3 separate regions of the Homo sapiens genome follow, and all the other regions are linked to region 1. Evidence: chromatin loops called from intact Hi-C (ENCODE). Cell type or tissue: B cell. All regions are shown on one strand.

Evidence for each region. Peaks named below come from ENCODE experiments on the same cell type or tissue, not always from the same donor. Only the 100,000 strongest peaks of a DNase experiment are listed, where the experiment ranks them.
Region 2: a loop joins it to region 1, with 9 times the contacts of the local background. A loop is called at or near these places in 4 of 110 quality-filtered maps.
Region 3: a loop joins it to region 1, with 14 times the contacts of the local background. A loop is called at or near these places in 14 of 110 quality-filtered maps.

What each region holds. Positions count from the first base shown.
Region 1 is chrX:9,340,689-9,343,188 of GRCh38, forward strand. No RefSeq gene overlaps it. Among named protein-coding and RNA genes, the nearest start is that of TBL1X, 120 kb to the right of the region's middle. RefSeq lists an enhancer at 1,312-1,371. In B cell, no CTCF peak of the experiment used is centred here; DNase peaks (open chromatin) are centred at 443, 1,413 and 2,013; H3K4me3 peaks cover 1,846 bases; H3K27ac peaks cover 1,386 bases.
Region 2 is chrX:10,118,491-10,120,990 of GRCh38, forward strand. The region is part of intron 12 of WWC3 (WWC family member 3); the gene reads left to right. Among named protein-coding and RNA genes, the nearest start is that of CLCN4, 37 kb to the right of the region's middle. RefSeq lists an enhancer at 939-1,233. In B cell, CTCF peaks have their summits at 1,155 (motif pointing left) and 1,370; DNase peaks (open chromatin) are centred at 441 and 1,221; H3K27ac peaks cover 477 bases.
Region 3 is chrX:9,164,598-9,167,097 of GRCh38, forward strand. No RefSeq gene overlaps it. Among named protein-coding and RNA genes, the nearest start is that of FAM9B, 130 kb to the left of the region's middle. In B cell, no CTCF peak of the experiment used is centred here; a DNase peak (open chromatin) is centred at 1,524.

The DNA of each region.
Region 1 (2,500 bases):
ACTGGAGTCCTTATAAGAAGAGGCGATGAGGACACAGGCACACACAGAGGGACGACCATGGGAGGATACAGGCCGTCTACAAGCCACCGAGAGGGGCTGCGGGAGAAAGCAGCCCTGTGACACTTGGGTTTCAAACATGTGGCCTCCAGAATGTGAGGGAATCCCTGTCTGCTACTCTGGCATGGCAGCCCTAGCCGGCTCATACGGGCCCATCCCCCACTCGCCATCTCAACGTGGAGACCCTACAGGAACTCATGGCCCGGGAAGGCCTTTTGGTCCCCTCACCCCTATTTTCAAAGCCCACACAGTTAAAATGCAGGGGGGCTTCTTGCTCTTAAGACTGAAATGGTGCAGCTCCCTACACCCGTCTGTGTCCACGGCCATCCCCAGTATAGCAAACTTACATGTGACACCCAGCTCGGTATTTCCCCTCTCAGGTCCCCCTTCCCCCTCCTACAGACACATCCCCAAACCCTTTTAAGATGTTGCATAACCTGGCTCCGGAAGCCAATAGAGTTTTTACTGAATCTGGCTTCACATAACCCAACAGATTGTGAACTAGACATTTGCCAACTTTTCCCCCGTGCCAGACCATTTTTAAGTTATGTGTGCACAGAATGGCATTTAAAGGACTTAAATAACTCTCCAGGGGGAGAAAAGAGCAGAAAATAGCCCACAAGGCTCCTATAAACGGGGGCAGGAACAGCAGAAACAGAATTTGGGGCGAGTGTTCTGCTTGTTTTTAGTTGCGGCGGGAGGGGCTTTTCTATTAGGTTGTGTTTTTGTTGTTTTTGCTTTGGGGGTGAAAAAAGGGGACAGAGAACAGAAAGGAACCTAGTTTATAGTGACAGCTGTTTAGGAAAGTCATTTCTAGATTAGAGGGGAGAGCCCCTAGGGGCTGCTTCTAGATTCCACTCCTTGGGGTTGGAGGGGCCGGGTGAGCAGGCTTTGGGGAGTGCCTGGGTGACTACCCCAACCCTGCCTCAACGGCACCCCCTCCCTGTGCACCGACAAATAAATGGTGGCTGTAAAAAAAAAAAGAAATAAATGTTTTTTTAAGCAGTGCTTCCTGTTATGTTCAAGGAAGACTAGGGCCGTTTTATTATTAAGCAATTTTCTCTTTTTAAGTAAACACACACACGACCACATTGCTGCAAGGCTAAAATCTCTTGCCTTACTCAAGCATCGACGTTTTCAATCTCCTATTTTCTCAAGCCCTCAATGAAGCCTTCCAAGAGCTTGCCTATGTTTAATTTGCATTCCGAAACAGAAAATCTAATGTGTTTTAACATTGTCTGCTTCAGCTGAAAAGGAAACTGTAAATTTATACAGTCTGGTTTAAAAAAAAAAAAATTGGCCATTGCATCTAAATGAGTCTCCTCCGGAAAGAGGCTGGGTGGCGCCCCTCCCCCTCCTCCCTCTTTCACTTCCCCTCCCGCTTCTCCCTCTTTCACTTCCCCTCCCCCTCCTCCCTTTTTCACTTCCCCTTGTCCTCCCTCCCTCACCTCCCATCCCCCTCCCTCCTCCTCCCCTCCCCCTCTGCTTTTCACCCCCTCCCTCCTCCTCCCCTCCCCCTCTGCTTTTTACCCTCCCCCTGCTCCTTCCCACCTCCCCTCCCCCTCCCCCGCTGCTTTCACCCCCTCCCTCCTTCCCTCCCCCTCTGCTTTCACCCCTCCCTCTTCCTCCCCTCCCCCTCTGCTTTTTACCCTCCCCCTCCTTCTCCCCTCCACCTCTCCCCTCCCCATCCTTCTCTGCTTTTCACCCCCTCCCTCCTCCCCCCTCCTCCTCCGTTTTGCACCCCTCTCTCCTCCTTCTCCTCCCCTTCCCCCTCCTCCTCTGCTTTTCATCCCCTCTCTGTCCCTCCCTCCCCCCTCCTAGCCTCCTCTCCCTGCATTGGAGTTTAGGCCACAGCCTCCCTCCTCCCTCTTAGTCTTCCAGCCTCCTCCCCTCCCCTCCCCTCTCTTCTCCTCCCCTCCCCCAGGATCAGACTCGGGGCCGGTCTGTGCCAGCGCCCTACGTGGACTGGGAAAGAATTACCGAGGACCTTAGAAGAGCTGCGCACTCGCAGCGCCCCGCCCCCACGCCGCCGGCCGCCCGCGCGGGTGTCTCCCTGTGCTCCCAAAACACGGCTCAGGTTCACCGGGTCCTCCCCCGGGGATCTCAGGGCTGTTGGGGGGTGCTGTGGTTCCCAGAACGCCGCGACACTCTGAAACAGGAAAGGGGACGGCAGAGGGGTCCTGCTGCGGGGGAGCCCTTGAGAAGGCCTGGGTGGAGAGGGACTTGGGGACAGAGGTAAAGAAGGGAGTCTCTGGGGGTGAGGAAGTGCCTGGGAAGGGCACGAGGAGGAGTTGGGGAAGGGAAAATCAGGCCCAAAGTTTTAGGGCTCTGTCTCTACTGAAGGTCAAAAAGGGTTCCTGCAGGGCAGTGGGAGACCTGCTCCTGACGACCCCGTCCTATAATTAAATCCCTGAGTAAGAACACTCCAGAGTTGGGGCTCAGT
Region 2 (2,500 bases), 780 kb after region 1:
TTGACTTTTATTTGCACGGCAAAAATGTTTTAAATGTTCCATTTAGGCAAACACTAGATAATTTGTGCAGCATAGTGGATCTCAGCCAGGGGTGTTTTTGCGTCCTGCCCCTGGGGAACACTTGGCAATGTCTGGAAACATTTTTGGTTGTCACAACTAGGGGATGGGAGATGCTCCTGGCATGCACAGGGCAGCACCCCCTCCCCCTCGAGAATGGTCCAGCCCCAAATGTCAAGAGGGCTGAGGCTGAGAAACCCTAGTCACGTACTATGGAGTATTTATGCGGCAAGGGGTAGAAATAAAACTAGAGAGCAGAACCAGTGTGGTGTAGTGGAAACAGCTTCAAACTAGCAGCTGGGAGACCAGGCTTTTGTTCCCTGCCCTGTCCACTTCTAGCTGTGTGACCTTGAACACATACCTGGACTGAGTCTCACCTTTTCCACCCTTGAATGCAGTGATCTTTGTGACCCCTTCCATTTGCCACCATTCTGTTACCCAAGAGATAGATGGATTGGTAGATCAATAGATAGGTTGATCACTCTATAAAATAGTAGTCTGTTGGCACTTACGTGCGTAACCAGAGGCCATCATGTTCTGAGACTGCCCCAGGGCTTTTTGGCATCTCTATTTTGGTGTCTGCCCCTGTGTTTGCAAACACACTTTGGTATCCCCAGATACATTGTTTCTGAAGTCCATATATGCAGGTATCCTTCATTAGCTTTGTTCCTCTTTATAACCACAGGTTGATTGCTCCATGTTTATTCCGTTCAGTCAGAAAAGAAATATCCAATTAGGACTTCTTTCTTAGTCTCCCTCCTCTCTCCCACCACCTTCTCCTTAAGGGATTGAGATTCCAGAATGTCAGTCTAGTTAGGCATAAAATCTGCACAAGGCCCAAGGGCCACTTTGGGTCAGAGGAGAGACAGAGTGGGAGGGAGAAGCGCTGACTTAATTTCACATCCTGGTTTCTTTATTTTTTCCTTTGCTTTCCGTGGCAGATGCTATAATGGTTGAAACTTCTTGGACTGGGAAGTATTTGCTTACGTGTGTAGACACTGCCATCTCGTGGTGGAGCCATATGTCATTCGTGATTATTTCTTGTATTACACTGCCATCTTGTGGCGGATTCGTATATGACATTGGTGATGAATTCTTGTATGGCACTGCCATCTGGTGGCGGATTCTTATATGACACCGCCAATAAATTCCTGAGTGACACTGCCATCTGGTGGTAGATTCTTATATGACATCGGTGGTGGATTCTTGCGTGACACTGCCGCCTAGCGGTAGCTTTTTATGATACTGCCATCTGGTGATGGTTTTATATGTTACATATATTACATTGTTTCAAGGACACATATGTATTATGTTGTTCTAAGGACACGTTTATTTGTATCCTTAGAAACTTGAAATAGTTGACCCTGCTGGGTGTCCCCAGAGGGCCGGGTTGGGTAGCCAGCTTCAGGCATGGACACAGGGGGGGCTCCTCGCCTCCCCTGCCCCATCATGTATCAGCTGTGCTGGGAACACTGCAGTCTAAGTTTGGCCCCCAGCAAGTCTTAGTAAGACAAAATTTTTGTAAGATAAAAATCAAAGTTGTCCAAACTTGCAAACCAGCCTCTGAATGATTTTTTCCTTGTGTTTTCAATCAATCGGAGGAAACAGAAGGCAGGTCAGAGGAGTGGGGCAATACACTGTGATTTTTCATACTATTTACGTTTTTGTTACAGTTTTGTCTTCCCTGGATTTTAAAAGTCAAATGTGTTATGATTATGAAATACTTAGCTATTTTCATCTACCCATTAGTATTTGCTAATCAAAACCTGTAAAAATCTTGACTTTGCTCATATTGATGTTTTTATGATATTGATATTCTGTTTAATGTTGTTGGCTTAAATTCTGCAGTGTTTTCACTTTGTGCTTTTTTTTTTTTTTATCTCCTCATGCGGCTCGACAGAAGTGCTCACTGTAAGTGGCCTTGGGAGTCCCCTTGCTCAGCGTTGTTGCTCAGGCCCCAGGCATACGTTTGTGCTGTGGATGGATGTGTTCAGGATGGCTGGGGTGTGGCCAACGACGGTTATCTTATAGCTGTGCTTCAACACAAGTTGGCAATTGGCCTTATTGTTATCTCATTGTTAATATTCAAGCTGTTTAAGAACTTTCCTAGAAGCTTTCACTGTTCATTCCCTGTATGTGTTTGTTTCTGGAATGTAATGGCGTTCGTTGCTGTCATATGCCACCTGGCAGCTCTGCTATGCTGTGGTTTTGACTGTATTTTCTTCCTTTTTACCAAGCACTGTTCACATCCTTGGCTCTTAGTGTCTGTCTGTCTTGAATGATGAAAAGGGAGTAAAGAGATTTTCACATGAACATGGGGAAGATTTGACCCTTGTCTCCCTGGCACTGCTCCTGAGGGTCCACCTCTGTGCCTTGAAGCCCCAGGGCAGGTGTCCGGGGTGTGGAGCGTGGAGTCTGTGCTTTTTCTCAGCCGGGGCAGTTG
Region 3 (2,500 bases), 180 kb before region 1:
TGACTCACGGTAGAAGGTAAAGCAGGAGGATACACAACACATGACCAGAGCAGGGGCAAGGGGAGTGGGGGCGGAGCAGGTGCCACACACTTACAACCAATCAGATCCAGCGATAATTCACTATCATGAAGACAGCACCAAGATATGGAGGATCCGCCCCCATGATCCGAACACCTCCCACCAGGCCCCACCTCCAGCATCAAGGATTACAAATCAATATGAGATCTGGGCGGGGACACATATCTAAACTGTATCACCCAGCAGTTCTACTCATAGGTATTTGCCCCATCCCGTGCCAAGGAAAGGGAAAACAAAATGTACGGGACCACGAAAAAGAGCTGTGCAAGAATGTTCATAACAGCTTTATTCATAAGCAACAAAACCTGCAAACAACCCAGGTGTTGCTTAATAGGAACACAGAGAAACCAAACATAGGATAGTCATGTAATGGAACAGCACTTGCCAGTGAAAAGCAACAACAAGAAGTCTCAAAAACATTATGCTTAGTGAATGAAAGAAGGCGTCCACAAAAAGAGTGCATACTACACAAAATTCTAGAACAAATAACTCATGTATGGTGGTAAAAGGTCAGAGCAGTGGTAGGCTCTGAGGGAGTGGGCATAGGGATTAACTGGCAAGAGGCATGAGGAAACCTTCTAGGGTGATGATAATGAGCTGTATTTTGATAAGCATTACACAAGCGTATGCTTTTGTCCAAACCCAGTGAATGTGCACTTAAGATTTGTGCATTTCACTGCATGTAAACTTCAGCTGGAAATAAAAAATACTACAAATACTAAACTCTAGTTCATGATGTGCATGCTGAAGTATTTAATGGGATGTACACTGGTATCTCCAGTTTACTTTGAAACGCGTCAGAAACTAAGATGGATTAGTGTATAGAGGGCCAAATAGATGGATAGATACATGTTAAAGGAAGGTTAGTAAAATGTTAATGGTAGAATCTAGGTGGTGTGTAATGGGTGTTCACTGTAAAATTCTTTCAACATTTCCATATGCTTAAAAATCTGTATAATAAAATGTTGGAAAAAGTCCGAAGAAACTAAAACAGTAATGAAGGAAGATTAGCCCTGTATATAGCATGCTGAAACATAAATAAAACCTTAATATTTAACTTAAGTAGACAGAAAGATCAATGGAACATAGTAGAAAATTCAGAAACAGAACCCCCCATATGGAAAGTTAGTATATGTTATAAGTGGCAACTCAGGTCAGAAGAGAAGAAATGGATTATTTAATAGTTTTGAGAGAAATGAGCTGCCTTCTGGAAGAATATATTTGGTTCTATGCCTCACACCTTATGCCAGGATAACTTCCCAAATGATCAAATATTTAAATATATATAAATATGTAGAATTCAGTGATAAATGAAAGAAACCATGGGATAATTCTTCTGTTAATACTAAGGGGGAAAAATCCTTTCAACTATGACCCAAATGCCAGACATGATAACAGACTGAGTAATTCAACCACAAAAACGTCAGAACTCTTCAAGCAAAACCACAATAAGCAAACTCAAAAGACAGGTGGCAAACTGGGGGAAGATTGTGAGATCTCATAAAGTTAATTTCTCTAATAAACAAGTAGCTTATGGCTACAATGAAAGAAAAAGATGGAAAACAATACGAACAAATAATTCAACAGAAGACAAATGGTTTTTAGTCCCATACAATTATCCTCAACTACAAACATAATAATGGAAAAAATGGATTGCCATGTAGTTTTAACTTGCATTTCTATTAGAAGTTAAAAAAAAGCCGCAGTGTATAATTCACTTTAAAAAGGAGAGAAACACACACACACACACACACACACACACACACACACACATACACATTACAACACATAAAAATGTGCTCATAGATATTTTTAAAAGCTCCAGAACGTGCATTGCTTATTCAGGGTGACAGGGATGTTTTTTAACAGCTTATCCTTTTATACTTTTTAAATTTTGAACCATGTAAATGGAATACCTAATTTTAAAAATTAGATTTAAGAAAGTGAGAATAATTATATTGCAAACAAAGGCAGCAGCGTGGGAGGCAGCCCAAGCTCCAGCCCAACTCTGCTACTAATTAACTGGGTGAACTTGGGCCAGTCTCTTGGAATCATTGACTATTCTGGCTGCAAAGAATCTCAGAAATATTCTCATTCCACACTTGTTTTATGGAATAGGAAACAGAAGCACAGAATAAATTAAGTGACTTAGCCAATGTCACATGCAGTCAGTTTACTGCAGAGCCAACAAAAGCTGTAGATGTGTCAGTTTCTTCTTAGATAAGATGGGAGTACTGCCATTAAGAAAAGGCAAGCTGCAGAGATGGGGAGAAAATATTTGCAAATCACATAACTGACAAAGGACTTATATCCAGAATATATGTTTTTAACTCTCAAAACTCAACAATAGGAACAAAAATAAAGATGCTTAAGATCATTAGCCATCAGGGATATTCAGATTCCTAAAAACCACAGTGAGATA